3 separate regions of the Homo sapiens genome follow, and regions 1 and 2 are each linked to region 3. A link is a loop called in an ENCODE intact Hi-C map of the cell type or tissue named here. Cell type or tissue: endothelial cell of umbilical vein. All regions are shown on one strand. Links, peaks and the distances in the headings refer to the core of each region. The heading gives the core; the rest is flanking DNA. Region 1 has its middle 110 kb from the start of LINC02852. Region 2 holds the start of LOC101927263 (a long non-coding RNA gene). Region 3 holds the start of LINC02852 (long intergenic non-protein coding RNA 2852).

Evidence for each region. A loop is a pair of places that touch in the nucleus more often than their neighbours do. Peaks named below come from ENCODE experiments on the same cell type or tissue, not always from the same donor. Only the 100,000 strongest peaks of a DNase experiment are listed, where the experiment ranks them.
Region 1: it touches region 3 in a loop (7-fold over the local background); 2 of 110 quality-filtered maps call a loop at or near these places.
Region 2: a loop joins it to region 3, with 8 times the contacts of the local background. A loop is called at or near these places in 3 of 110 quality-filtered maps.

What each region holds. Positions count from the first base shown.
Region 1 is chr15:94,696,504-94,706,536 of GRCh38, forward strand. No RefSeq gene overlaps it. Among named protein-coding and RNA genes, the nearest start is that of LINC02852, 110 kb to the left of the region's middle. In endothelial cell of umbilical vein, for the core only: no CTCF peak of the experiment used is centred there; a DNase peak (open chromatin) is centred at 5,268; H3K27ac peaks cover 2,500 bases.
Region 2 is chr15:96,346,441-96,356,473 of GRCh38, forward strand. It overlaps LOC101927263 (a long non-coding RNA gene), which reads left to right and starts at 4,913. Exons shown (of 5, transcript XR_007064788.1): 1 at 4,913-4,970; 2 at 5,068-5,555; 3 at 7,339-8,072. RefSeq lists an enhancer at 7,812-8,711. In endothelial cell of umbilical vein, for the core only: no CTCF peak of the experiment used is centred there; DNase peaks (open chromatin) are centred at 2,941, 3,201, 3,991, 5,181 and 2 weaker places; H3K4me3 peaks cover 47 bases; H3K27ac peaks cover 2,500 bases.
Region 3 is chr15:94,579,239-94,589,271 of GRCh38, forward strand. It overlaps LINC02852 (long intergenic non-protein coding RNA 2852), which reads right to left and starts at 10,018. Exons shown (of 3, transcript XR_932641.4): 1 at 9,859-10,018; 2 at 5,516-5,587; 3 at 4,274-4,807. In endothelial cell of umbilical vein, for the core only: no CTCF peak of the experiment used is centred there; a DNase peak (open chromatin) is centred at 5,873; H3K27ac peaks cover 1,979 bases.

The DNA.
Region 1 (10,033 bases), core at 4,251-6,750, 120 kb after region 3:
CAGTGAGCCGAGATCATGCCATTGCACTTCAGCCTGGGCTACAAGAGTGAAACTCCTCAAAAAAAAAAATAATAATAATAAATACATAAAATAAGTTTTTAAAGTCAATTTGGTAAAGGCATTCATATTCTACCATGGCTTGGAGATACATATTTATCCATGTATATGAACATATACATATGTGTATATATATATGCATGTTTGTATACTGTGTGTATACGTGTGTGTATATATAGAAATTATACACACCTTTTCTTCTCTCTTTCCCACTCATATGGATCCTCACTTGAATTTTCCTTGAGTTTTCAACAATGATTAGGCACTCTAAATGAAAAAAAATTCTCAGCTGTTTCTTTAATCAAAACAAGCTTAGACTTCTTTTTTGATCCAATTTAGAGAAAATTTCTTTTGTCTAAGTGCGACTGTCATTTCGCACCATCATATCTAGACTTTGGAAAATCAGCATGTAGAGTCAAACAAATAAACCAACATCAGCTTCATAGTCCCAATGAGAAGAAAAATAACTACAATTAATTTTTTTAATACTAAGAAAGATGTATATTGTTTGCTTGTTTACTTTTATCAAAGCTTGTCCTTTGAGGATGGCTGGAATCTCTTCGAACATTTTCATCTCAGTGGCATGCCACTTTGGAATCTGAATAGAAGCTTCCTGAAAATATTATTTTTGGAAAACTGACACTAATTGAAAGTCAACACTAATAATATAAGGCAGTCATCAGCAACGCAAAGTGATTGGAATGAGCAGAGTTTATGAAGTTGAGCCAGGGCATCTGGAGCCCTTTTTTGTGAGCAGGGACTGTTCTTTCAATCAAAGAGCCAGTGCTGGGCCTGGGAAGAGTGTCTGGAATAACCCTTGTCCCCATCAATTCTTTCAACCTCATTGTTTATTATCTTGCTTATGAATTACTTTACTTATTATTAATTCAAGATGAAACATGCCTTGTCTATCTTGACATGACTGATTTTAGAAAAACTTAACAAATCTTTACTGAATGTTGTACCAGGTATGGAAGCTATGGAGTTGAATCAAACATGAATATAGATGTGGGCATAAGTAGCTTCAATTTGATCTGGTATGGTCCAAGTGCAATGGCAATATGGAAGAAGGAAGAGAAGGAAAGATAACTGCAGTCTCCTTGGGAATAAGGGTCCCAACGTTTACTAGCTAATATAATCAGTACCCAGCTTTATGTGTAGAACATAATAGATGCTCAATAAATTTTGTGGGAGAGAAGGAGAATGTAAGGAAGCATTTAGTCACAACTCAAAAGCTCACACTGTCTTGGAGATTCTTTACAGATAACTTGAGTTTCTCCTGATATAAGAGGAGCAGAAAAGAAGAAGAGTTATTCCAGTAAAAACCACCAGTGCTGGGAAATAGGGCCTAGACAGATCATAGCAATAGTAAAGACAAAAGTTTCCTATGACCAGAGAATAGAGTTGGTAATATATATTAGTAGACGTTGAGGTTGTAAAAACTAGAGAACAAAGGTCCTATGTGGACAGTGCTGAAAATTAGGGGAATTAACCTACAGGAAATAAGAATAACAATCAAGTAGTGAGCCTCAAGCCTGGAGACCCAGTGAGAAGGACACTCTGAACAGCTTTCCTATCTGCCAGAGCTGATTGTTTTACTTGCTGGCCTGAGTTCTCATTATCCTAAGAGAGGGAAGTTTTATGGGGCTGAAGATTTCAGTGGGTAGAGTGTGGATTGGCCTTAGATTTACTTAGCAATGTTGGCAACGCACATGAAGAGCTGGAGCTAAGAAATAGATTCAAGAAAACAGGACAAAAATAAATCATTTTTTAAATTTTAAAATGGATGCTCTTCACTCAGGGTGGATGATATTCAAGTCATGACCATGTAAAAGCTGCTTTTGGTGAAGTCCCCTTAACTCCTCCTCTTTCAAACAATGCATACACATGTCAGCAATACCAGGCTTTCTAAATTGTTTTAAGGTAGGGCTGCTAGTGGGGGTTATTTGAAATTGGAGCTTGATTGCAAATGTATAATTTAAAAACACTCTAGTAGCAATTACCTAGTCTTTTACTGAAGAAAGGATGCCCTCCCAAGACACCAGCTTTCCTGAGTGATTGGAATCTGAGATTCCAGATGCAGGATGCTGAGCAGCTCCCAAGGAAGGGGATGAGACAAATACGCTGTATGAATAGGAATAATGATGTGGACTCTACTGTTTTTGTATCAACAATATTTAGGAGGCCTACCCTTATGATACTAGAAAAGAAATTACTTGTATATGAAATAAGTTAAAATGAAAGGGTTAACCTGATAGAAGAAAGTCTTATATTGCCCCTTTAAAGATGCAAATGCAACTCTCAGAATATTGTTGATTACATCACGGTGAGAGGTAATCAAACAGGTAACGTTTGAACCTGTGACTTTCCAAGGGAGGGAAGGAGATGGTGTGATAGTTCCAGTTGACACCTCTTGCTTCAGTTGCTAACTCAGAATGATCACATCTTTGAAAAACCATGATGATAAACAGCGGAGGGCCCTCATATACATGTTCGAACCATGTAACCACTAGCCATAGCTGTGTGATACAGAGCAGGCTCTCCCCAACTTTTTTTTTTTTTCTCATTGCTAGAAGCTACCAAAGCAATGTTCCTGCAGCAGATGGGTGGAAAATGTTGGTTAACTGGTTAAGAACTGGTTCTGCATATTTTGCAAACTAGTTTGCATCCACTTCATGACCTCCACTGTGGCTGTATTAATACTGCCCAGAAAAAAAAAAAAATGTTTCTTTTTTGCTGTTACCTGGCACACTTAACTCAACGTGAGACTTGATGAATCAACCTTTAATAAATCAATAAAGAACTGTCAGTAAGCGTTCTATATCTGCAAGGGCTAGTGCCAGGAAGGCAAGGAGATGCCCAGCAGCGAAACACGTTTGAGACATCAACTAATGAGGAAGCAATTGGAAGCTACCTCCTGTTTCACCTGGGAGCTTCACTGGTCACCTTTCCTTATTCTCTTCCTTCCTGCAAAAGAGATTTGAGGTGGTTTGATGAGGAAATTGTCACCCTTGTGGCTGCTGATTTTGTTTTGTGTAAATCAAGGTGTGCGACCTCTCCTCTCAACTCAAAGAATTATAACATTTTCTGAGATCATCAGATGACCAGGTTCCCCTTTGATTCTTTCCAGAGGTATTGATGAAATGCATGATTCAGTTTCTTTGGCTTCTGGAATTTCCCATACTGTTGTTTTTGGGGAGTAAAGGAGTTGCAACATTGAAACTATGCAGAGTACTGGGTTCAGAGTGAGTTGAGTTTTGTGTTTCATTGAGATGTCCCGTAGAGGTTACCACCTCTCATGGCACCCTGTGGTGGAAAAAAACGACTAGACTAGGAGCCTGGACCACTGGGTTCTAATTGCAGTTTTGACACTAACTTGAGCCAGGGCCAACCTTACTGGACTTCATTCTCTCTGACATAAAATGAGGGGTCCTGTTTCTTTTTGCTCTGGTGCTGCCTTCAACAGCAGCAGGGGAGATGCTGTTAGTCAGTGGATGCAGGAACCGGCCACTACATAGAACTCTGGGATGTGTGCCTTGGTTTAGAATGTTCCTTCTTTATTTTCTTTCCAATTAGTTTTATGTGTCTATTTATTTTCTTCAACAAGTTCATAATTTCATTTCTTTTTTTGTTGTTGTTTATATTCCTCTCTGTTTCCACCCAAACCCTACGGCGCTCCACACTCTGAAAATCTGCTTGATTTTTAAATCCATCTGCATTGAATTATTTATAGTTTTGATAAAGTCCTGTTTTGTCTGATGTTTATTTTCTTTAATAACAAGAAACCTGGGTGAACTTTTCCAAAAGCCCAAAAAAGGAGTCTAGTTTTCCAAGATGCTAAGCAACCCTGGCCAAAATGCACAAAACAAGCCTTGGGTGCCCTTGCTTTCGTAATTTGGGTTTTTCCCCTCTATTAAACATTCTTTCATCTAAATGTGTTATGAGGAGAGAAAAAGTAAATAAATTCTTTGAGCATGGACTCTACCCAGGACACAATTGTGTGCCTCTCATCACTAGCCAATGCCTTTGCTTCCATCGCTTCTAGACCAATAACGATACCTCAGTCTACGAGGGAAATCCTGGATTGTGATTGGCAGGTATGGTCACATGATAAAGATGCTCAGACAATTATTCTCTGTGTCTTTTTACTCCTCATTCTCCATGAAAACAACTTAACTCAATGTCTGCTATTCCTATGTTGATTTCCTTTTGTGGATTTTTCCATTGTTACCTCTCTAGCTAATTTTTCATATCACTCATATCCCTGGTTACTTTGAGCCTTTGTAGCTAAATAGTCCTCAGACTCATGGCCCCTTTTAAGAACACATTTTCCCCTCCTTTGCCTTATACCATTCCATCTAATGGTTCCTGAATTAAATTAGTTAGTTTGGGCATTGGAGCTGTGTCAATAGAGGGTGGGTGGGAGAGGGAAATTTTCAGACTTTAGTATGAGATAAACACACTCCCTAACACACACACTCACATATGCCATATGTAGCTACACATACAGAACTCTAAAACAGGATGATGGCTAGTTCTGCAAGATGACCAAAGATTGGAAAAAAGAACAGAACAAGCACATAACACCAGAGGGTGTAACTTAGCGCCAATCAGAGTAATTGAGAATACTGCATGAGGCAAAAACAAACAGAATGCTCATATTATGAACCGTTTTCATGGTATTTTAAAATTTTTTAGGTGAAAAATATAGTTTTATTTCTTCACCTTGCCTTTTATCTCCTCTTTTCCTCCTTGCGTGTGTGTGCCCACGTGCGCATGTGTGTATGCCACCCCCCCAGCCCCCACCCCTTTCCAATCCTTCCTTTAAGGTTTAATTTAACAATAACATTTGCGATTGGGGTCCCGCGCATCTCAAGGGCATTGCGCTTGAAATTGCACACACTCTGCACCATTTATCATAGGCTGACATGTGTCATGCTTCAGACTGTGGCTCCAAGAGGTTACAGCTGACGACTGCTCCTTTGTTGATCAGCTGCCGAGACAACTGAGGCACCTTTCTTCCCTTCTCCTTTCATTTTTTTTCCTTCTTCTTATTAAAGCTGTCTCAGCCCCTTTTTGAAGGCCTAACACACCCTTCGCAGAAGAAGAAACACAAAAGAATTTGTATTGTGTTGGATGCTATGTCCCTCATTTCCTGAGATTTCTGATGGGGGCCACTTGGTGTTTAATAAGATTGGAATGCACCTCTAATAAACTTTCATCTTTGTGGAGAGAGAAACGGAAAAGGCCATTAAAGCAACAACCTGGCTTTGTTTCCAAGCGGACAGCGGTCTGTGCAGGATGCGAACATTTTGGAACCCTGACCAGATCCCAGTCACGCCGACAGAAGCTACCCACATCCTTTCTTCAGAGTATGCTCTTTCCAAAGTATGGTCCTTGTTTCATGCTATCTTCTGAGCCAGCTTGGATTTGAACTTTACCCTGTGAGCTCCTTTTATGCAAGTTCAAGTATTGAAGTAAAAGGTGCAGGACTTTGTGTTACTTTGTGTTACCAGCAGAAGGCTTCAGCAGTCTCCCCTACCAAACTCACCCCCTTTCCAACCTTTCATGGGAACTTGGGCTGAAGGAGTTGTTTGGAACAGTTTTAAGTGGAGGCTAACTATTAATACATATTTATAGGGTGTCTCCCGTGTGGCCAGTTTTGTCCTAAGGTATTTTAAAGCCAGGACTCCCCACTGTAGGTTTCCTTCTGCTGAAGGACAGAGGTTCAGGCTTGTTATGGTTTCCAAACAGATTTCCCACGAATTCTCCTCATTTCCTCAGCCCTTCCTCTCGAGTTCACATTGGACCTTCCCCTACGTCCCTCCCTTTGCCCCTGCAGCAGGATGGCAGGCCACTCTTTTCCCCAGTGTGCCCCTTCCCATCTTCAGTGCTGTGCTCCGACACCACCTTTTCAGCTCAAAGCATGCTCCCCTCACTGCTCCCCTTGCACTGCCCCCTTTTCTCTGCAGAGCTTGCCCCAGTTGTGATATTCATTTTTGCACTTTATTACGAAATAAAGACTGTGATCTTCTTTCGGTTTTGCCCACCATTGGCCTCTCCATGCCTGGCCCAGTTGCCTAGCACACGGTGGGCCCTCCCTCAAATTATTTGTTGACTGAGTGCATAAAAAATGTTGTGAAAACCCTTCCTAGGGGATACCGAAAGGGAGATGTAGATCTGCAATTCAGCCAGAACTTCCCTTACTTCTTAACTATTTCGGCAGCTGTGGTCCCAACTTCCTCCGGCCATACCACCTTCAGTCATTTTAGTGAGCTCTTACCTCTAAGAATTGAAGCGCTCATTACAGAACCAGGGACTTGGTGAGAACACCAAGGGGTCTTGCTGGAGTGTGTATAGTTTACAGAAACACGTACTCACAAAATTTCTCTTCCACTGCTGAGATTTATCAGGAAGAAAGTGTGCTAGCTTGAGGATAGGGAAGCAGTCCTTTAGGAAGCATGAAGACAGACAAGTTGTCAAGCATCGGGCAAATTTCGGAGACTACACAGATGGTAAGACACAACCTCTGCTCACAAATCGACTTGCTCACAAGTCTAGGAGAGGCAATAGTGAATTTCAAAACAACACAGGGGTCTCACCAGGGAGTTATGGGCAAGTAGAGATAGCCCGCTGACACAGTGACAGACTTCATGGAGGTTTCATAGGCTCACTGAGGCTGAGTCTTTAGGGAAGAAGTGAAGCATCAATGAGGTGGATAAGGGTAAACGATGTCCCCGGAGGAGGGTACCGCCTGGATAAAGGCCTGGGGCTGTGCTAGTGCACAGTGATCAGTCTTTGCCCCATTTCAATTGCATCTTTTGCAGGACTGAAGGCACCATTTGATGTGCTTTGGGATCTTTCAAGGCATAAATGTGAAGTGGAATGGGATTACCCAACCCTCAACAGCAGATAAGAGTCTCCCATAGCTTCTATCTCAGAATTTTCTAAGGGATCATCACCACAATGCATCCCTGAAACCAACAAATAATGACTGCTTCTCTTAAGTTAGGTAAAAATTGAATGTGATGATTTGTGTGTGTATGTATCTCAGGAGGACAGAAAGAGAGAAATAGATACAATAGTGAGTGAGTTTTATATTATAGTGGCAATAGGTACAATTCTTGAGGGTTCCTGCTATGCCAAAACATCGCATCTTAAAGTGAACAATTCAATCATCAACTGGTTGTTTTGTTTCTATGACGCCAAACATCAGGGTTGTTTCCAACCATTTCCGTGTTAGGAATCATTTAGACAATACACTGAGATGATTCATTTTTCATCCAGATAGCTTAGGGTCCTGAAAGATACATCCTAATTGTCATTTAATTTGAGACCAATACTTTAGCATATTGCTGAATAAAAAAGGGAGGCATTGGAAAGACTGGGGAAAGGATTTCAAGTATAAAATCTGAACATATAAGTCAGAAAGAACTGAATCCCTTCTTATTCTGCCACATATTTAGCCAGTTTCATGTCTGCAAAAGTATAATTGTTATTCTTACTTTTATAAAAGAGTGTAATGTCAGAATTATGATTTGCCTCCCCAAACAATGGGGTTATTTTCAAAATTGATAAAAGACCATAGAATCTTTAAGTCAAATGTATCACCATTATCAAGTAGGTGTTTTTTGGTTTTTATTGTTACTTGATTTTCATTGGAATCTTAAAAATAACCTAGAACAATTTCACATTCTTCTCTTATTGAAAAAGGAACCTGGCTGAGATATCAGCTCCTGGGTATTGAGAGGGAGGTGGCTCAAAGACTCAAGAGGTCATCTGATTCCTGAAAGGGGAAGGTGACACCAGAACAAACAAGTAAAATCAGAAAACAGATAAGGCATAATAATAAGCTGGAAAGTATTTAAAAGCAATCAAGTGAAGATGTTGAGAATATTATACAAAAGAATAATGATATTTGTACAGTAGGTAAAATATAGATTACAATTTATAACAGGATACAGGAAGGAGACAGGAATTGTTTATGGGACCTTGTGACAGAATTTCAACAAATCTCAGTTAAAAGCTTTCTCTTTGCCTTGGCATTGATTCCTGGGCAACTCTGGCAGCTACATCAGATGAAATAAAATGCCCAGGCTGGCAAACATCACAGGGTCCAAGGAACAGAACTTGATGTATCCAGATTCAGCTGTGATATCTATGTTTTGTCCAGTTCACCTACTAAGTCAGAAGCCTCATTGCCTCTCAGCTTGAGACCACTTAACAGGGAGAGGCTTATTTTTGGAAAGTTTCTAGTATTTTATTTTTCTTTTTTAAATATCAAGTGGTTTAAGTGAACTTTAAGTTGACCTCTTCACAGTCTCCATCCCAAGGTGATTTTTTTAAGGTACCAGATTAAAAAATACATGTGTAAATGAAGGTAATAATTGAACAATATTATCTCAGAAGCCTTCTTACTGTATGAACCAGACTCGTACTGCAGTTTAATGAATAACATTACTGCTAGTTTGTACCTACTTCATAAGTTGCTGTGAGGATTTAATGAATTAATACATCTAGAGTACTGGGAACAGTACTTGGCACATAGTAGAGGTTACAATATGTTAGCTATTGTTATCATCATTGTTATGGCAAGGGAGTTGATGGATAAATGGGACTGCTATGTGTGTCTCCATACTCCTTGATACAATTGCCTAAAATTTTCCTGGCACAATCCTACCCTTATGCCCATCCCCTCTTCCTTTCTAGGCTAATCTTCCTTTAGACGCTTGACTCTCTGTCCCTTTTATTAGTGATGACCACTAATATTTATTACACACTCACTATGTGCTGGACGCTGAGCTAAATATATAACATGCTTCTCGTTTAATCTCCCCAAAAACTTGTAAGGTAGGCACCATTGTTTTTCTCGTTTTACATGTGAGGAAATTGAGTGATACAGTTTGGGTCTGTGTCCCTGCCCTAATCTCACGTAGAATTGCAATCCCCAGTGCTGGAGGTGGGATCTGGTTGGAGGTGATTGGATCATGGGGGCAGATTTCCCCTTTGGTGCTATTCTCATGGTAGTGAATTATCTGAGATCTGGTTGTTTAAAGTGTGTAGCACCCTCCCCCTTCTCTCTCTCCCTCCTGCTCTGGCCATGTAACTAAGAGATGTCTGCTTCCCCTTTACCTTCCAGCATGATTGTAAGTTTCCAGAGGCCTCACAGCCATGTTTCCTGTACAGCCTGTAGAACTGTTAGCTAATTAAACCTCATTTCTTTATAAATTACCCAGCCTCAGGTATTACTTTATAGGAATGCAAGAATGGACTAATACACTCAGCTTTATGAAGATTAACGAATTTGCACAAAGTTGTACCACTCATATGAGCTAACCTGGGATTCAATTCCAGGAAGGCTAATGCCAGGGCCAGAGTTCTCACCAGCAGCCAGTCCTGTTCCCATTTCCATCCTCATTACCGTGGCTAGACTCGGTGATTGACATGTGCACCTGATGATCACCCTCTGTGTTCCTCACAGACTCAGCTCTTGCTTAATCCCCACTGCCCCCCATATCCTCCGGCTCCTACCCCGGCTTTGGCCTCTTGAACTTGAACCCAGTGGCACCTGGCCCAGCCAGCATCCCAGCCTGACTGGCCATGATGCTTCCAGTTTCTGTTTCTATTATAGAATCGCATATCCCTACAGCTTCCAGGGGAAAAAAAAATCTGTCAAAGGCTTTCAGAACAAGAGAGTGTTTCACACTAAGGTAGAAAACAGTAGTAAAATCTATCTCATAAAATTCACATATAATTAAGTGATAGATATAATTTTACAACTCTGTGAATTTTCTTACTGGAAATCATTTTGTATCCTTACGTAATGGACTGCATGTTTGTATTCCACCATACCCCCAAAATTCATATGTTGAAATCCTAACCCCCAGTGGTGATCGTATTAGGCAGTGGAGCCTTTGGGAGAGAATTAAGTCATAAGGATGGAACCCTTATAAATGGGATTACTGCCTTTATTAAA
Region 2 (10,033 bases), core at 2,810-5,309, 1.8 Mb after region 3:
ATTAACAGTTTGGATTTTATTATGTGGCTCCCCCTCACAGATGCCTTTTTTGTTGTTGTTTTTTGTTGTTTTGTTTTAACCCATAAGGAGTATTAGCTAAGATTTCCAAGTGTCAGTTGGGTATTTATGCTTGTGGGGGAAAAAAAATCTCCGATACGGTTTATGACTTTTATTACATGCTTCACACTGTTCGAGAAATGGAGTTTTAAGCAACATACAATTAAATCTATATTGCTCTTTGGAAAAGGGCCAAGGAACTCAGCAATCAATTAGTTTAGATCTTTTCATACTTGTTGCTAAAATCAAAGTATAAAACTACAACCCTGGCTATACCTAAGAATAGCTTCTTTTCCTATTTTTTTTCAAGTCATGTAGCTAACACGTAGGAAATGGCAGCTGCCTTATTTTCCCAAGTTTCTTTTTTCTGATTCTTCTGCCTAGATTAGCCTTTAAATAATCAAACGATTTTCTCCCCCCGCCCCTTTCTCTCATTGCAGTTTCTCATCTGCCTTTATCTGCCTGGTTTAGTTTTTAAAAATACACTTATTTGTAATATGTATTATTTTTTAAATAAATGTTCCTTAATCCTCTCTCTTTCTTCCCCCTTCCCTTGCCTGGCAGTGAGAAGGGAAACGATGTTGTTTAATAATCACAATAATACAGTGCTTTCTAGACAAAGGCAAAATTAAATTTTTTATAACCACAACAAGAAGGGAATCAACCTCTCTTTCTCTCTCTCTCATCTCTGTCTCTTTAAATAAGCAGCTGAGGAAATAATCTCCCGCACTGAACAGAAACTGCTTCCTCCTTGAAAATGCCACCGTTCCCACCTCCCTGGCCCTCTCTGGGCCAATCCCTTGGGCTGTCGGCTGTCTGCCTGTCCAAGACCCTGGTTGGGGGTGGGGGTGCGCCTATGGAGATCCAGGGGCGTAGTGAGAAGGCAGTGGGGTCTCGCTCGCCTACGTGCGGCTGCCGAGGCGGGGCTGACAGCAAGTTCTAAAGAGGGGCAGCTAATTTATTAAGTAATTCTTACTTCGCTTCAGCATCCTCTGCCTACAGCTCCCGAGGCTCCGGCGAGGAGGGGGAGGGGTCTGGGGCTGTGCGTCTCCCCCTCCGCATTTCCTTCTCCGCCTTCCAGGCTCCGCCAGCCCCTCCACCAGCCTCATCACTAATTAAAACGCCCTGTGGCTTTGGGACTGAGTAGGCCGGTCGTTGAACTGTCATCTCCGCCAGGATGGGAAATCTAGAACATCCCCTCTTCTGCAAAAAAGGTTCCGAACCCAGTGAAGTGATTGGGCGGAGTGTCATTAATCTCTCTCCAGAAGCTTTCCTTTTCCTCCTGGGGAGTGAGGACTCCGGCCTTTGCCTCCACCCAACACGGTCGCCCGGCTAGGCCCCACCATCCCCACTGTCGACCCCGCCGTTGTGCCCATCCGTATGCCCTAATTGTGAGGAAGGTCTGGGAAACATTTTCTTTGCGCTAATTTTATATTTCCCCTTTCCCCCTTGCAACATTAAACATAATTTTGCGCTGTCACTGTCACTAAGATTGTGGTTTGCTGATGTCTCTACTTGGAAACATGACCCCTTCGCCTCCAACAGGGAGTCCTCCCCTTGCTTGCAGCCTCTAGTGCGGCCCCTTCTCCAGCGGGGACTTCAGAGCGTTTATGAAAATGCTGGGGCGGGGGGTGAGGGGATGGGGAGGTACTGATAGTAGTAAAGGCCAGAAGGGTTCCTACCAGAACCCTACAATCATTCCAAACCCTCTTTTCCTATGACAGCAGGAGCAAATGTAGTTTTGATGTGCGTTTGGTTGTTGGCTTGTTTGTTTAATAAAATCCGTGTGTGTGTGTGTGTGTGTGTGTGTGTGTTTTAATGTCTCAGTGTATGTGACAGGAAACCACTTTCAGAATTTCCCTTTGAATTTTTTTTGTTTGTTTGTTTTTGTGTCTGTCCTCCTCAACTTCTCTCTTTTCTTTATTCCCCTCCCCACTACATTTTCTCTGGCTAAGCAATAATCCCCTGGCCCAGTGGCCACGCTCCTGGAGATAAAATCCATTTATCCCTTGTGTTGCCTCACTGAGGCCCGGTTATCCAGGGCCTTTGGCGACAGACTGGAACAAACAGAGATGAAGATATTTTTTCGTTTTCCATACCTGCTCCTCCCTTCCTTCAATGTGCCAGCCTAGAGGGGCTCTGGAGTTGAACAAATGTACCCACAACTGCAGGTTTGCTCTGGCGCCTGGTTGTGGTCCTAGTTGCTATTTGTTTGTCTCTTTGGAAGGAGCTGTTAGTTACATTCTGCTCCCCACAACAGTCTCAGAGCTTGCTTGCACCAAGGTTGGGAGGTTTCAGAGCGATTATCTCATTTCGCTGGTGCAGAGGGAAGCTGCTGGCAGCCCCTGGATCAGACATTCAGTGGAAGGCCCATGTCACAGACCCAACCCGAAGGTTAATTTTCCCTCATTAGCATCTCCATAGTCTGCTCCTTGCAAGGGATCTCAGGTCCTTGCTGCTATTTTCTCCCTTCTCACTCTTTCTGACGAATTCACTCTCACTCGTGGTCTCCTCATCACAACCTTACATTCTGCCAGGTTCCTATTGAATCCATAGACTGATCGCTGAAAACCCATTTCATCAGTTTCCAACCAGTATGCCTATTTTTAATCCTAGAGCCCCTCTCCTCCATCTGTATCTCTCTAGCCTCAATGCACCTCATTTACAAAGTGTTCTGCTTTATCCAAATTAGTTCACTTCCCCCCTTTTACTTTCTCATACCCCCTCATTCTTTCATTGAGTTCTAGCAAAAGCAAAAGATACAAAATGGCAAAGTTTGATGGGTTGGGGGAGACCATCCCAGCCATTTAGGAAGAAGCTGGAGGTTTGTAATGACAGAAAAAAAATGACAAAGAAAAGAGAATTGCATTTGTGGCTTAAGTGGGACAATGTGTTTGTGTGTCTATATCTCGGTGTGTTTTTAAGATTTCTTTGAACTGCTTTTGTGCTGACCCAACAAAGGCATTTGCTGAAGCTAGTCACGGTGTAGGAACTTTGAGTTAACCTCTTATATCAAATGAATCTTTTCATTTAGAGACCAATAAATCTCAATCTCTAGCTACTTTTTGTAGACCCAGCTTGGGTTCAGTGAGACAAAACTGGGGCTTATAATACAGACCAGATAAAGTTTGCAAAAGTTGTTTTTTCCCCTCCATCCTTTTTTACCAACCTGAAAAATTTCCCCATCCAACAAATTAAAGCTCAGCAAATAAAAGTAGCAGCTCTTCCTCAGTGAGCAGAAGGTTAGGAATTTCTTTAGCATTTCACAGCAAAGCCTTTTCACTGAAATGGTTTTCCAAACTCAGAGGCCGAAAAGATTTATAGTTCTTCAACAAGTCATTATTTGGGTGTGTTTTTTAGGTGGGGCTGAGACAATCTAATAATCAATGTAAGACGGGTGGGTGGGGGGATTGGCTATGACCAAAAGAAGAGTTAACACCAGAAACATGAAAGCCAGTCTGGTCTCCAGGGATTGAATTTGGGAAAGCCTGCACACGGCTGCTCCTGGGCCATAAAGAAATACATTGTTAACAACAACAAAACAGACAATGCCCTGAGCTCTGCCTGGATTCAGAGCTGAGCTACTTTCAAGATATTTTAGCAGCACTGTTCATTTTGATGGGGTTTCTGGGCCATTTGAAATTCAACCTTTAGCCAGCCTGCTCATGGGGTATGGTTACAGAATTCATTTTCTGATTTACTACCCCTCCTCCTGTATTTTCTTTATTTCCTGATGGCCTCCCATGGGGTTAATCTTTTTTCCCTTTCTTTTATATTTTCCAGTTTTGTTCTCCCCACAAACGACTCAGTGTTTTTCCTGTTTCTACTGATCACTCATTTGCTTCCTTTCTCTCTTTCCTTCTTTAAGAGCCAGAGAAAAATAAAAAGAATGAGAAGGGGATTTCCAAATCGTTCTTTTCTAAGCATTATTAATTACTGTTACAAGGCAAAAGATTTTTAACCAATAACAAAGTTGTAAATTACCACTGACTTTCAAGTATTTCTCATTTGTCAGCTCTGATTGATTTGATTAATATTCCACTCTGAAATAATTTCAGCCGGACTTATCATCAGTTCTACTCATGAAGCAAAGAGCAGACTATCACTGCTGCAGGGGATCTGACCACTCTGCTTTTACTCTTAATGTGAAGTTTGGGGTTTTGTCCTGAGGCCCGAGGTTCTGGGAAGGTGTACAGGCAGTTAAGTTTCGGGGATGAAGTGGACTGGCATATCTCCATATATTCAGTTATTTATATGTAATTTTGAAAACTTTGTTCAGGAACCTATTTGTATTGAAAGAACAAAACGGCATCATTTCCTTGCTCTCCTGAACATTTTTTTTTAAACTGAATATTCAAGGCTGAAGGAATGAATTTTTAAACAGTTCCTAAATCCAAGAAACTCATTCGAACCCTATTAATTCTTATCCTACTGGATAGCATTTCTGAGAAAGAGTGGGCCTACTCTCTGCTCAGACCTATGGGAGATTTGGGTTACTGGTGGGGAAAAAAGTGTGTGCAGGGACAGGAGGGTGGGAGGGGCTCAGCACAAGACAGGGGCAGCCAGAAGACTCCACTTTTGGGGAGTGGGGTTATAGTTTCCCAAGGTCCTTTTCCGTGCCATCGTCATATCCAGAATGTAATTTTTGAAGCTATCAATACCCGCTGCCTCCAATACCTCTCGAGTTTTAATCTTAATTATATTATTAAGTGAAGTACTCTGCTGTCAGGGCGTTGAACATGATTTATGACGTCTGCCTATTAGGGGATCGATTGTGAATATCGCCACTATCATCTATCAATATTCTCAAGCCGGGGGTATTTCTCGCTCCACGGTAGTTATTTGTAATACCGAAATGATAGACTGCAGGAAAAGACTACTTCAGAGGACTCGCTTTTCAGGAGCAGCAGAGAGTGTGGTGAACCAGGAGACTCGGAGAGTTCCAACCACATCTGACACCCAGAGAGAGTTTAAAGTTTTTTTGTTTCTGTTTTTTAATGTAAAAACCAGTGAATTCTCCCGTGGGGCTAGTAGAAGAAAGCAAGCCAGAGTCGTTTTTAGGGAAAGGAGTAACCTCTGCAGGTCGATATCAGGGGGCGAGGGTTTCTAGCTGCCAGGTGATTTGCAATCAGACTAGAAGGAAAAAACTGGCAACCAGGGGCCCCTTTATAGGAAGATGGCTGGATGAGGGCTGCAGAGGGGTGCTGGGGGTAGACTGCGTATTTCTGCAGCAGATGCCCGGTCGCTATGCCCGTGGATTCGGAGGTGTTCAGTTTCTGGGATCAATTAAGACTCGCTGGCTGAGCCCTCGCTGCATCGCCGCTTTCACCTGCTCCTGCTTCCTCTGCATAGGTGGAAGCCCGTGCCAAAGACCTAGTGGCCAGGCCCGAGGGAGCCTGAACGCAGAGGCCTTTTGTCTCCAGACAGAGAGCAGCGCCTGCTTTTTTCCACTCTCACGGGGCACGGCACTGGGTCACCAGCGAGTCTCAGCCTCCAGCGTTAGGGGGATGGGAGGAAGAGTCAGAGAATGGAGCAAAACTCTCCCGTTCTGGCGGCCTGGAGCTGGAGGCTAGAACACCCCGGGGGGGTGGGGCGTGGAGGGCGGCCTGAGTGCCGCGCCTGGCCCCTGCCCTGGGTGCGCACCAGGCCGCGAAAGCCGGGGGCCGCCTTCTCGGCTGCTGAAGCCCGGGAGTCAGTCAAGCGCCCTCTGGCACCGCGAGGGAGGCGCACCTCGCCTGGTGCAGAGTTGCCGCGACCCGAGCGGGAGGAGGCACAGGACGCAGGGCTCCTGGCCTGGCTGTGGGCTTGGCCTTGGCGCACTAAGCGCTCCCCATCTGCCCGAGCCTGGCCTCCGCGGCCCTCTCGGCCCAGTCTACGTTCGTTTAAGGACTTCAGCGCGAAGAAGAGCGAACGTGGCTAGAACCTGTTGACCTCTCCTCTGGCCTGGAAGTCCGCACAGCTCGTGGCAACACTGGACGGACTGGTTGTCAGGGGACGACCGCGGGCAGGTGGGGAGGAGGCCTTGGTCTGGCTCCTGGATTCCACCCTGGGACGGAAGGGGAAGCGGAAACCTTGACCTCAGCCACACAAGGACACCTATCTGGCTGTCTGCCTGCCCTGGCCCAGCCACCCGGTTCAGAGGCCTACCCTTGGCCACAGTGGTTTGTCCTCAGGCTTGGAGTCCCCAGAGATGTGGACACAGTGACTGGCACATAGTAAGCGCTTAATAAGTGTTAGATTGGCGGTGTCAATCATTTTTAGGCACATCCGGTTTCCTCCGTGAGCATCTCCCCTCTCACACACATTTATTCCAGGCCAACAACATGCCTAGCTAGGTCCTTAAGCACCGCCACTCATACCCAGAGGCCCATCAGCTGCCTCGCTCCCTCTGAGCCCTGGAGCTGCAGCCCTCCACCCTTGACATGCGGGAGAAAGCCAGAGGCCCCTAGAGTCCCCCCCTCGGGGTGTTTTCCAGGCCTGGGACACCTGAGCAGGAGACACAGAGGCCTGAAGAAGGGTTAGCAGGTCCCTAATATGCCCCATCCATGTCAGCACTAGAGGAGGGGAATTCTGGTTAAATAAGAATATTCTGGACAGGGAGATGGTGGTTGGTCAGTTAAAAAAGAGAGAATCATTCAGTAAGGGATGCATGTGTGGGAAGAGTGGGGGGCACCTAGGGGCAGGCTGACGCAGAAGAAGCAATAGAGGCTGAGTCAGAGCACCACAATGACACCTTTTTCTTCCAGAAAGAATTCTTTAGTTAAGCCTTTAATCGGCCTTCGGTGAGCAGTGAGTTGTGGGAGGTAGTGCCATTAACTATACATACAATGTTCATGTAACCAGATTTTAATCATTTATGATCTTAATAAATAAATATGCTGCCTTCTGATTCTTTTTACTATCAATGATATTAATACTGTTGTTGTTGTTTAAACGAGATTTTAGTCCCGGTTCGTCCCCAGAGCGGCTGCAGGAGTAGTGCCCAGGACTATTGTGACCTGCTGTGCCGTAGCTCAGACTTCAGCCTGCTCGTCTCCTCTTCCCTCTTCCCCAGATCCCCCAGGCTGATGGATATTCTTCGACCGGGGCCCTTTTTAAAATGACCAATGTGTTATCAATATAGGCTACCCATCCTTATCATATAGGCTACCCATCCTCTCTTCGTTTCTAACCATTTTGCAGTGCGAAGAGAGAGACCCAGGCGCAGGCCAGGCGGCGCGTGTCGCTCGGTCTGAATTGCACCGTAATCGCCAAAACCTTGGCCTAATTTGCAGCTAATAGATCTCGAGCGAGGGAGTCGGGAAGAAACCAGTGGCTTTGGAGGGATCGGAAATTAAGGGACTAGAAGAAGGATGTGATTCCTATTATTCTCCCCCTCCCCCTCCTGCACACGACCATGTGTCTCCTGGCTGGGCCTTTGGGGACGCGGCCCCTGGCCCTCCGTGGCCTGTGTTCCTGTTGTTCGCTTCTCTCCCAGCGGACCACTGTGTCTGGGGCGCCGCGCCCTCCGGTGCGCTCAGACCTCGCGCCCTCCGACCGGCTTCTCCCAGTCCCCGGGAGGAGGCGCTGTGCCCGGGCTGGCCTCTGGTCCCTCCCAGCCGATGTCCTGGAGCCCCCATTCACAAAACCCCTCCTGGAAGAGGACACACACCCACCCACCCACACACACACACACACACCCCACACACGCACTACGAGAAGGGGAGTTTGATCTTGTCTCATTGGCGTCTCGGGTCTGAAAGGAAAATCGTTTGGGTAAACAGCCAAGCTTCCAGGCTTAACGCCCGGCTCCCGCCCCCGCCCCTCCATCCCCTCCTGCCTCCCCCACTCGCCTTCAACCCCACCCGCCACCCACACTCGGCTCCGCAGCCGGGCCCCGAGCGAGCTCCGCGAGTCCTGGCGAGAGCCGAGGGCTCCCCGGGTTCAAAGGGCCGCAGCCCCGAGGGAACGCCCTCCTTGCTGTGCCCCGGGGGGCAGAAGCGGACTGCTGGGCGGTGGGACCGGCCTGGGCCACGGTAGGAACCGCGAAACCTCCGGCTTCCCTAAATAGAGCTGGTCTCGGGGGAGGGCGCCGGGGAGTTCGGAGCCCGGAGGGACATTTTTGCCAAGACCGAGCGGAAGCCGAGCCCGTGCGGCTGGCTGCGCCTAGGAGTTCCGCCACGGGTCCGACGGGGCACCCTGGGTCCCCGCAGCCCGTCACAGGCGTTTGCACATTTGTGTGCACGACCACTGGCGGGGGCGTTGAGCCTCTGCTAGCCGCCTCGGGCTCCGCACACCCTTGGGTGATTACCCGGCCCCCACCTCCCTCCAAGCGACCTCGGCTCCAGGAAAAGGCTTTAATCTGCTATTAAGCGTTTTCCAAAGTTTCTTTCCAAAGGAGAGTTCTTCACTTAACTGGCTGTAAACATAATTAATAGTTATTAACATGCAAAAAAACCTTTGTGGTGTTTAAAAGGATAATGGTCTCTCTCTAGCTCACACTCTTAAGCATGGAGAGAACCTTGAAATCTGAAAATATCCTGATTAGATTATTAGAGGTGATTATACAGTGATTTTCCTCGTTCTCTAATGACATTCTTCTCTCTCCTCCCTTCCTCTGTCTCTTGTTCTCTCTTTTTCTTTTTCTCCCAGTCTCAATCTCACTCTAATCCAGGAGTCATTAGCAACACCCTCTGGCTACATGTTTTGCATCAGTGAAACATTGTGACATAGTTGTAATACAAACTCAGCCGCCTTGCACTGCATCTTGCGGTAGGAAGTGTAATAGCAACAAAAATCATTTTTCATCTCCAGGCATTATTGGGCGAAAAAAACCCCAGAAAACCTGAATGTGAGAAGAGGAAGGGGTGGAGAAGAGAGAAATGAAGGGAGAGAAGAAGGGGGTGGAGGGGGGGAAGAGAGAGAGAGACAGAAAGAGAGAGACACACAAAACCTTTTCCAGTTTAGAACTCCTTTTCCAAACTGTAGGCGTGCAGGTTCACACCTATCATTTCCTATGCCTTCCTCTCCTCGGTTTTTGTCCTAGTTCCTCACTGCTGGCCCTCAGTGGGCCCCAGGACCCTCTTGGGAATTCCCTCTGAGCTCCCATTATCTCTCATCAGCTGCCTTCTCCCCATGTTAGCACCAACTCTCACCCCCACCCCCATGCCTAGGCCTCAAGACCCCCAGGGCCCGGGCCACCCCTCCTTAGCTGGCAGTTACTAGGGATGCTCACTGAAGTCCTGCTAGGAAATTGGGGCCTTTCTCCTGTGTGGTCTCACAGGAATCTTTCCTAGCCTGATGGAGAAGAGACAAACCAGCCAGAAAGCCAACCTGGCTATTTTCCTGGCGCAGCCGTGTAATTTCTGAGCAAGATCTGAGAGCTCCTAATCAGCAAGGAGGAGCCCTGGTTACAGGGAGAAGGGGCACTCACGCTATCCCCTGCCTGCCCTTTGGGGGCTCACCCCGCTAACTCAGGGGACTGCGGAGTTTCAAGAAGCGATCTCTATGTTGGGATTGCTCAGGCAGGGAAATACAGGGGCTTATACAACACCAGATAAACTCTATCTCCACCCTATAGTCCCCAGTTCAGCTCCCATTATTTGTAGGATCCACAGAGCTCCTTTTAAAAAAAAGGATTTGAACTTTGTAATAAAAACTACATTAAATAAAGGTTCTGTACCTCCCTTCAAAACAAAGAAACCACACAAATCCTCACTGGACCATGACAGAGATGCTGTATTTTTAAAACCATGTTTGGCATGTAACATTTGTTTTAACTTATAACACCCATCTCTGGGATGGTGCACTTTGAAGACACATTGAAGCAAAGGCTCACCATATAAGTGGGTTAAATTTTCTGTATATTTTATGGTCGTGTGGATATAAGATTGCGGCAAACCTGTTAAGTTATCAACTGGATAAAATAGTGTCAAATGCCCAGTTGCACCTTGGAAAGAGAGGCTGTGTAATTTGCAATTCTTGCCAGTTGCTACTT
Region 3 (10,033 bases), core at 4,716-7,215:
CAATTCTGATCATGTGGGTCTCTTGCTTATAAAATTCAAAGTCTTCTTTGCATGGCATCTCACCCCTCACCCAATGCGATTCTGAAGCTCAGCCAGGATGGGATCCTGGTCCATGGAGGTCTCAGGTGAGTGACAGAAATATCTTGGGATCTGGGTTTTCTGAGATGCATGGTCAGCACAGCTGCAGAGGGAGGAGGAGAAGATCATGCAGGCCCTTGGCAGCCAGTGAAGGACAATGGGCTTATGTGTAAACATCGTTGACAGTGGACTGGAGTGGCAGGCAGATGGAGGAAGGGGAAAGGAACACAGCCAAGAGAGTGCATGGAAAAATGCCACAAGTGCCTAGACAAGACGCCTGCAGCGCCAGGAGCAGCCAATCTTGGTCTCCATTATACCCAACTTGGTTTGTGGGATCAAGGTTGATGGGGGGGGGGGGGGAACGCTCTTACTCAAATGAATAATAAGATATGAAAATACACGATTTTGCTTTAAAATACCTACAAGAAAGAAAACATTTTAAAATGCGCTTTCTCCATAACCCCCAATTTAATATTAGAAAGAATGGTAATGTGCAAAGAGTCTGAATTTTAACATTAATAAAATTAAATGGGAATTTGATTATGCTGTGTTACAGCTACACATAATGTTCTCAAGCACAACTTTTGCAAATCTGTTAATTCCACTGGTGATTAGATATGTGCATTTCAACACATCTTGCTGCCCTTTGAAATCTAGTACAATCAAGATGTTAGATTGTAAGTTATTTTCTGGTTATTAAGATGCATTTCAATCCTCATCTTTAATCAACTGAAGATTCGCAAGATGGCTTTGATTCGCACACTGGGGTGTGTGTGTGTGTGTGTGTGTGTGTGTGTTGTGCACACCTCAAATTGATGTGCTGTCTCTCTCATTTCCTGCATCTCAGGATGTTCCCTCCGGTATATGTTATTAATAAGGAATCTGTGTTCAGTTTCATGCACTTAAAAATGGGAGGGGGGGTGTTGGAAGGCTCTTTACATCCCTAAATCCTAGGGGGAGCCCCGTGGCTTGGCCCCTCCTGTCAGAGTCTATAAGGGAAGGCAGAACTCAGCGAGGCGGAGGGAACACAGCCAGTTGGTAGATAACGCCTGGCTGCCCTCTGACCCTCGGGTTAAACTGCTGTCTGGGCTGCTCAATCTGGTAAGCCGAGTTCCAGGGAGGGAGAGCTGCCAGTTATCTGTCAATGCGCCAAGACATGGACTTCATCACAGAGAGGCACACGGACCAAATCTTCCTAATGACCTCTTTCAGGCCCCCCCTCTCTCTGCAGCACTGAGGCCATTCTAGTATATACAATTTAGGGAGTTTCCAAATCATCGAGGAGCTGATGGCTTCTCTGGACCTTCCAGGGAAAGTAAAGGAAGGAGGTAACCTGTTTCTGGAACATTCTATTTCAGGCCTTCATGTGGTTATGTAAGCTGAGAGGATGGTGAGGCATATTCCCCCAAAGTGCTGCTGTCAGCACGAAGGACTCTGCAATTCTGTGGTTTAAATAAGCGGTGTACAGCGCCTCCACCAAGGATTTCAGTCAGGAGTAGAGGGATGGGAAGGAAAGACAGGACACTTTTATGTCAGATGCCACTAGAATATACACAAAGACAAAGCAATCTGTTGAGAGTGAAGAGGACACACACAGAGACTGTGAGTACGCACAAAGAGAGCAAGGGAGAAGTGAGAGAGACAGGCAGAAAGAGACACGAGGACAGAGAGACATGCAGAGAAAGGCACACAGAGCTGACAGACATAGCAACAGTAGACACAGAGACACAGATAGATGCAGAGAGAGGTAGAGACACAAACGCACAAAGGGAAAAAGAGATGGAGACAGGCAAAGAAACAGAGAGGCCCACAGAAAGGGAAGCAGAGAAAGAGGAAGAGACCGGCTGCCAGACAGACCAAGAGAGACAGAAAGATGCAGTCCGGCTGCAGAGCTTATTTGGGGTTCCAAGATGGACACTCGTGTGTCCCTAGAAAGCAGGACTCAGCCATTGGGTGGGCTGTGGAAAGGAATGTACCCCGACCCCCGACCCACACTACAAGGCTCTCCACTGAGGATGGATATTTGGCTGAGCTTTGGAGAAGGAGCAAGGGCTGGCTGGGCATGCAGGAGTAACAGCGGTGGTAGAGATGAGAATTGCTGTTTGGTTGAGCTGAGGAGGCAGACACATGTATGAGCTGCTTCTCTAACATAAGTGCTTCCACCATCCTCCTTGGAGGGCTGTCTTCTTTCCTCTCCTTTTCTCCTCCCCCCGCCCGTCTTTCTGTTCCCTTCTTTCCCTTGTTCCTCCTTCTGTGGAGCTCCCTTTGCTAGTATTTTGATTCACTCACTCTACAAATATTTTCCAACAACCTGACTATGTGGTTCTCAGCCTTCTGGACACTGGAAACAAATCAGTGAGATGAACCAAGTTGGGACTCTCCTTAATTAAGAGTTTTGCTGTCTGGGTGCCCCATGCATTGTACATGACGGGCACCAGAGTCACAGTTCGCATTGAATGAAGGAGGCCAGAGGGCTCTGGAAGGGAACTTGCATTGTGGTTGCAGAGCTGAACATCAGGCATGGGAGAGAAGAAGTTCCCATTCCCAGGCCAGAGGGCCAGTGTGTTTCATTCATTCATGTACCAAGCACTTATGCATCATCTACTACACACCAGGAACTGTGTCAGATGCTCAGGCAATTCAGTGTCAACAAGTCCAACATGATTGGAATTTAGACATTGGGTTCTTTCACTATTCCCCTCAACTAATGAGCAGATGCTAAAGCAGGAAGCAGGTAAACTGAGTCAAAACTCAGTGCTGTTTGCCAGTGACTCATGAAGGAGAGAAGGCCAGGCGCTGATGACCTTTATCACCTCATCCAAGGCTATCCTGCTGTTGAACGTTTTAACTAAATGTCGCCATACTTCACGGGAAAATCCAGCAAGAACAGCTCTGTAGCCTTCCGCAGCTTTTGTACAAGAATTATACGATTCTTAGTAAAATGCAGCTGAATTATGAGAAAAATGAGTTCCCAGGAACTCTAGTTTGGTCCCCAGCTGAGGCTGAGATTAGAGCCACTGGGCTGCCTGCTTCCCAAAGCCACCAAAACACACAAATGATGGCTCCTCAGAGGACAGCGAGGCATGCAAATTAAATGAGCCCTCCTTTTCCTAGAGACATTATCTTTTTCACAATCCTGTCGTGTTCACTTAAGCTCTGTTTAAGCTTGGAGTTAAGGGCTGTGGCATGGTCTTGACACAATTCACACTTTGGCCTCTTTCTGGGATGTGGGAAGTCACAGTTCAGTAGGTGGTGCTGTCGGCCTTTGAGTCAACCTCAGACTGTCCCCTGGCCTTAAACTAGGGCAGTCTCAGGGTGGAAGAGAGCACTTGCTGTATTAAAGAAGACTCCAAATGTCATTGCAACATAAAGGAATGTGCTGTTTCATTAATAAGGTTTTCAGGTACAAACTCAGCCAAATATGACATTTTTTCTATATTCTTCTAGAATTGTTTTCTTATATCACACAGGCATTTGTTTATACATTCACTTAATCAGGCCACAGATGTGTATGTTGAGCTGTTCCTCTGTGTCAGGAAATGTGAAATTTTTTTTCTGAGATTCAGTTAAGAGGAACAAAGAAAATATATAAAATCTGATCCCTGGTACCTAAAACCTTCAAACTAGTATTAATAAAATGGATTAATAGAGTACCTATCATACGTTGGCTAATAGGCATTTGATATGCATATATTATTCGTATAATCTTCTAAGAATTTCCACTTTCCAGCTGTGCAAATGGAGATTTTGAAATATTAAATGACTTGCCCCAGATTGCACAGCTATTTAAGAGGCTAAGGGGACTTTGAGGCCAAGTCTATGACCTTAAACTCAATTTCCTTTCCATTGCAATAAGATTATAGCACCAGGAATACTGTAAAACAGGAGAGGCTCTGGTGCACAAAATTTAAGGACTCACCCTCTCTTACCCTGATAAGATATAAGCAGAGATGAAGTAGCAGCAAGAACAGAGATCTTGGAGCCTGCCTTTTTGTCTTTGACTCCCAGAGTCTCCTTTCATTAGCTATGCAATGTTGCACAAATTTCTTGATTTCACAGTATCAGTTTCTTCATCTGTAAGATGGGGATAATAACAGTACAAGGCACACAGAGGTACTGTGGGGAGTAAATGAAATAATGTATGTAAAGTGCTTAGAGTACTAATGAACACATATATAAGTATTAGACATTCTTATTTTTATATTATATTAAAATAATTACATGGAATAGCTACATGTGAGAAATCCCCTCTATGCAATTTAGCTCTACAGTTCAGAGGGGAAAGAGCGCTTCCAAATACAATAACCTTGGAGGTTGCATTTGGATTAACTTTTGGCATGATGAAAGGATTTTGACAACTGGAGGTAGTAATATTTGTAGCAACAACATCCTCTCTTTCTTTAGTCCTTATTTTATGTCACGTGCTCTGCTGAGTCTTTTATATTCATTTTCTCATTTAATACTTGCAAGAATTCTATGAGGTCAAGACTTTCTGAGCACTTTCAACTGAGTCAGTGTTCTCTCTGCCCAAGACTGCCTCACTAATAAGCGGCAGGATAGAGTTAGCTCCAGGTCTGCTACATCTCCAAATCCATTAGCTCCTGGGCAGACCATAAGGTGGAGAGGTGCAGGCGAGATCTGAAGTGAAGTTGACTTCCCAGTGGTTGTACAGATGCTCTTGGCTAACTTGGAGCAGGATGAGAAATCCACTTTAGCACATGCGGTGTGCCTGTTGGGAAGTGTAAGAGAAAAGAGCTGAGAGCTGGGGTGGGCCAGAACCTGAACTTAAAGAATCTTCAAGGCCAGGCTAGAAAGTTTGCATGTTAGTTGGTACTGAATAGAAAACCATTGCAATTCGGGGATTGGGAATAAGCAAGTATGTTTGCCAGACACAGTTATATGATAATTGAAAAAGAGCTTGAATGACCTATAGTTCGGTCATACTTACATTTTAGAAATGGACAATTTAGGATTAAATCCCCCTATAATCTTATATTGTTGGAACTATAGGGTTATTTTTATCTGTCCTGGGAGAGGCTGTTTGGAATTTTAGATGAGTTAAGCAAAAAGGTGCTAGGGAAATGTGAAATTTTAAAATGCCAATTGGTTATATTGAATTACTTGCCTTTGGCTCTTCATTTCTACCTTTTTCACTAATTCAAATGCATGTACCACCTAGGGAAGCATTTTGAAAATGCAGCCAGCCATTCTTTCATGATAGCATGAGCTACGGCACTTCTATAGTGCCCAAAGAAAATTATACTCTGAACGTGGAATTTAACTCTAAATGGAGACCTCCTTATGATCCAGAAAGATCTATCTACAATGCTTTTTCTTGAATATGTAAGCGCCTGAACCTCTCTTCACTGTCATCCGGAAAGTTATATTAGGATGTAAGGGATTTCTGCTCCTCTTTTCTGTTCTAAATTAATCTTACCGTACACCAGGAGCAGGGCGAGTAAGTGGCAGGAGACAGGGACCCATTCTCCAGCTATTTCAGCAAAGCGTGCTGCAAAAGAGAATTCTTAGTTATAGCACTTGTGGTTTAGTTATTGTTTTAATGAGCCTTTGCTGTGTAACCACAGCACCATTATGACCCGGCCACACCACAAGAAAAGGAAGTTCCCGTAAGCCGCCTCCTCACTCATCTTTTCATGTTGCTGGAAGTCAGCTCCTCTTAGCGGTGTGCAGCTTGGGCTTCCGGAGTTGGCTGGGTCTTTGTGCTTATCAGCGATACCCTCCTGTCTCCCATCCCTCCCTCTCCCTCTTCCTTCTTCCTCCAAACTGCCAGGCCTGAAGTATCAAGGAGAGAAGGCGAAAGGGAGTGTAATGAATCACATGTCTCGGGCCCGAACGGTTGTGGAAAGAAATGCTGGGCAGGAAAAGGCAGCACGCCACTGGGATGAGAGGGCCCCCTTTCTCCTCCTGCCTTTGTCTGTCTTAAATAGAAACAGATATTTTTCACATGACTTTCCCAAGAGACCACAGTTATTAAGAAAGTGCCAATAGTATATTTAAGAAAAATCGCACTCAGTGAGGAAGTGTGTGTGTGAATTGGTATGAAACTGTACAGTGGGATTTCATGCACTTTTGGGAAAATTTGTTCTTTGAATTAGGAGAATGAGCTGGATATTCCAAAATAGAAAACAGGGATTCCAGAGCCCCAGGTTTTCTGTCACTTTTGATACACCAGCAGGTGACTTTTAATGACTCGTTCCGTGGTACCTGACTCTGGTCTTCCCATGTGAGCACACGGCTGTGTGGTATAAACTTGACCCCTCCACTCTGCTTGGTTCTGCGTCATGGTGAAAAACGTGGCTTTCAGAGTTCTATGAACCTGAATTTAAATCCCAGTCTCACCATTCTCTAATGGTGTGATATGGGTACAAAGTCAGTAATTTATGAGCCTCAGTTTTCTCAGGTGTACAACAGGGAGCTTCATACCTGCGGCATTAAAATTTTGTGGCGATTAAATAAAACAACATGTGTAAAGTACCAGGTACATAGTAGGGGCTTAATCAATAATAACTGTTCTCGTCCTCCCATTTCTTCCTCCTTTTCTTCCCCTTCTTTCTCTGTTCTCTTTCTCCTTCTCCTCCTCCTGTTTTGGTAATTCTGGGAGCTGTGGAGCATAACACTGTTTCTGCGTCCTGCCATGAGGAGGTCTTGGCCAAATGTAATCTTCCTGGGCATAGCCATATGCACATAGCATCAGCTTTCCAGTAAGAGCTTCTCAGATGAACTCAGAGGTCCGTGTATATCCCTAATGGGAAAAGAGGCTGGAAATACAGTGCTGGTCTGATTCTTTGACAGTTTCCCAATTCCTAGGGCTCCAGCCATACCGAGTCTCCTTGCCTGTACACGGGCAGCAGGTGGAGGCTCAGAGGATAGTAGGCTACACACTTCTTTGAAATACTGTAATTTAGAATGTAGAAGTGAAACATACGCCACTAACCATCATGATACCTTTTTTGTCTGTGTACTAAAAACTAGAATGTTTTAGAAAGAAATATTACAGTAGGAAGGTTAGGTTTAAATCAATTTGAGGCAGAAAAAAAATGAGGAACCTCTTCTTTCTTTCAACAAAGATCCACTGTACACCACTCATGTACCAGGCAGTGGTGAAGTAGTGAAAAACAAGATAGCCATGGCCTCTGCTTCCATATCTGTGGTCCTTAAAGATGGCCAAGAATTTTCTTGATGCTCTGGGCTGGCTCTGTGACTGCTTTGGTCAACAGCGATGTGGTATCAGTATATTAGTCTCCTGGAGCTACCATAGCAAAATACCATAGACATGGGGGCCTTAAAAACAATATTAATTGTCTCACAGTTCTGGAGGTGGCAAGTCCAAGATAAGGTGTTGGCTGAGTTGGTCCCTTCTGAGGCTCTGAAAGAGACTCTGTCCAATGCCTCTCCGCACATCCTGATGGTTTGCTGGCCATCTTTGGCTTGTAGATGCATCATTCCATCTCGGCCTTGATCTCTGCATGGCATTCTCCTTGTGAGTCTTTGTATTGTCTTCTCTTTGTGCACATTTGTGTCTCTGTCACAATGTACCCTTTGTATTAAGGACACTAGTTACGTCGGATGAGGCCTCACCCTAATGACTACCTCTTAACTTGACTATATTTACAAAGATACTATTTCCAAATAAGGTCATGCTTTGAGGTACTGGTAGTTAGGATTCCAATATGTCTTTTCAAGGGGACACAATTCACTCCTAACAGTCAGACCAGCCCTTAAGAGATTGATGACTTCTTCTTCTTGTCTTGAACACTCGCATTTGCAAATTAGCCACCCTGTTTTGAGGAAGCCAAAGGGCTTCATGGGGAGGCCCATTTGGAGAGGACCTGAGGCCCTCTGGCCAACAGCCCCACCTCAGTTCCCAGCAAGGACTGCCAGCTGTGTGAGTGAGTTATCTTGGAATAGATAACTCACTTCCAGACCTCAGTGGAGCTAACACAGCTGCCCTGTGTATAACAGTCATGTGCTACTGCTAATGAGCCTGACCCAAATTGCATATTTGTGAGCAAAGCAAATGTCTGTTATTGTTTTCAGCCACTAAGTTACATGAGAATAGATCATCATAACAATATCCTTGAAAGCAGACATTACACAAGTAGTTGTGTGTGACAAGTGTTGGAAATGAGAAGCACAAGACCCCGGCAGGGAGTAAACAAGACAGCTTAGCCGGTCTTGCACTGGTCTGCTTTGTTACTAAGTAAATGCTCTTCCGTGCAGATCAATTGGAGGTGCTTTACTAGTTTGGCATTCCTAGCAAAAGGCATATTTGTTCTTGCCTACCTGGCTTTCTGAGATGCATTTAATTCGAAAACACCTTCACTCTCTTTGCATCTGTGTTTCCCCTTTGGGAAGTGGGAAGGGTGGGAAAGCCCGTAAGTGGGTGATAACAGCTCCCATCCAAAGAGAACTCCATTTACTTTCATCTCCTTCATAATGGCACAGAAAATGGAGCATAAAAATACCCCGTGGAAGGTTAAGTGCTCTGTACTAACAGTGGAGGATATGGAGGAGGCAATGAAGCGAAGGTCGGAATGAACAGGGAGGGGTGAGTTCACATGTGGGTGGTTTCTTTCTTTTCTTTTCTTTTCTTTTTTTGCCTCCTCTTTTACTACTGTTCAAATGAAGCTATGTGATACAACACTTAATAATAAAGGGAAATTGCACAGCAGATAGGCAAGGTGACCACTTTTGACAAGAGTCCCTATCAAATCAGGTAATCCAGAGTGGTATGCTACATTCAGCAAACCAGAACAAGGCCATCTTGTCTTCTAAGAAAACCTGAGGCCAGGTTTATATTCCAAGTCTGTTGTGAGGGATGGGCAGAACCGGATGGGGCTGGGTCCAAGGGGTCATTCTGTTCAACATCTAGGACAGCTGTGTTGGACAATGGTGTGCTTTTAGTTTAAGGAACCCGGGGTCCAGGCTTGGGATGGCATTGGAGCTTTAGACATGGTTTCCTTGGTTCATTCACTCAATGAATACTGAGTGCCTTATATATGCCAGACATTGACGTAGGTAGGCAATGAATAAGTCACACAAGGACTCTGTTCATGTCACAGATTCATTCTAGCAAAGAGAGTGGCACAAATATAACAGACATATATGTATATATATATAATTTTAATTATAATAAAGTGACAAAGTGGAGGGTAAAACTGTCAGTCTTTTTATTCAAAGACCTTTCATTCAAACCCTGATATTTCCTTAAGTGACTTAAATAAACTCCAAATGACTTCTCATGGCATTTAAGATCCTGCACAATCTAATTCCTACTATACTTCCAAAATTATTTTTTTTCTCCTTTCATCATTCCTCAGGACACACCTGTACATTTCAGTGTTGTGAAGCATAGCTCTGGTATCAGACTGCCTAGGTTCAAATCTCAGCTATGGCACTCATTAGCTATATGACCTTAGGTAAGTTACTCAGCCTCTGTGAGCCTTAGCTTTGACTTCTGTAAGATGAGTAGAATACGATTGCTATCTCCCTGGGTGACTGTGAAAATCAGACGAGATCATGGATATGAGAGGGCAGCATTCATACTAAAGTAAGATATGACTTACTTGGAAGTATTAATGACTACATTATAATAAAAGTTTATGTGTGTATTCATATATATATATTCTATATTTAATCTAACAGTGACTCTGTTCTGAGTCAGAATATATCTTAATGCCACATAGTAAGCCTTAGACTGTGCCTATTTTACTATTCATGCACAGTGGATAGATGCTGAATAAAATATAGTCAACTCACTGGTGTCTTGCGGTGATGGCAGAGATCCTTAACTAGGAGGAATGCTGTTTCAGAGGGCTCAGAATGGGTAATTAGGAGACTGTCACAAGGAAGCGTGAAGAACTGCACTCTTTAGCTTAAAGAACTGCAGTTGGGAGCCATATGATGAGAATCCATGTGTGCCACTTGGCAACAT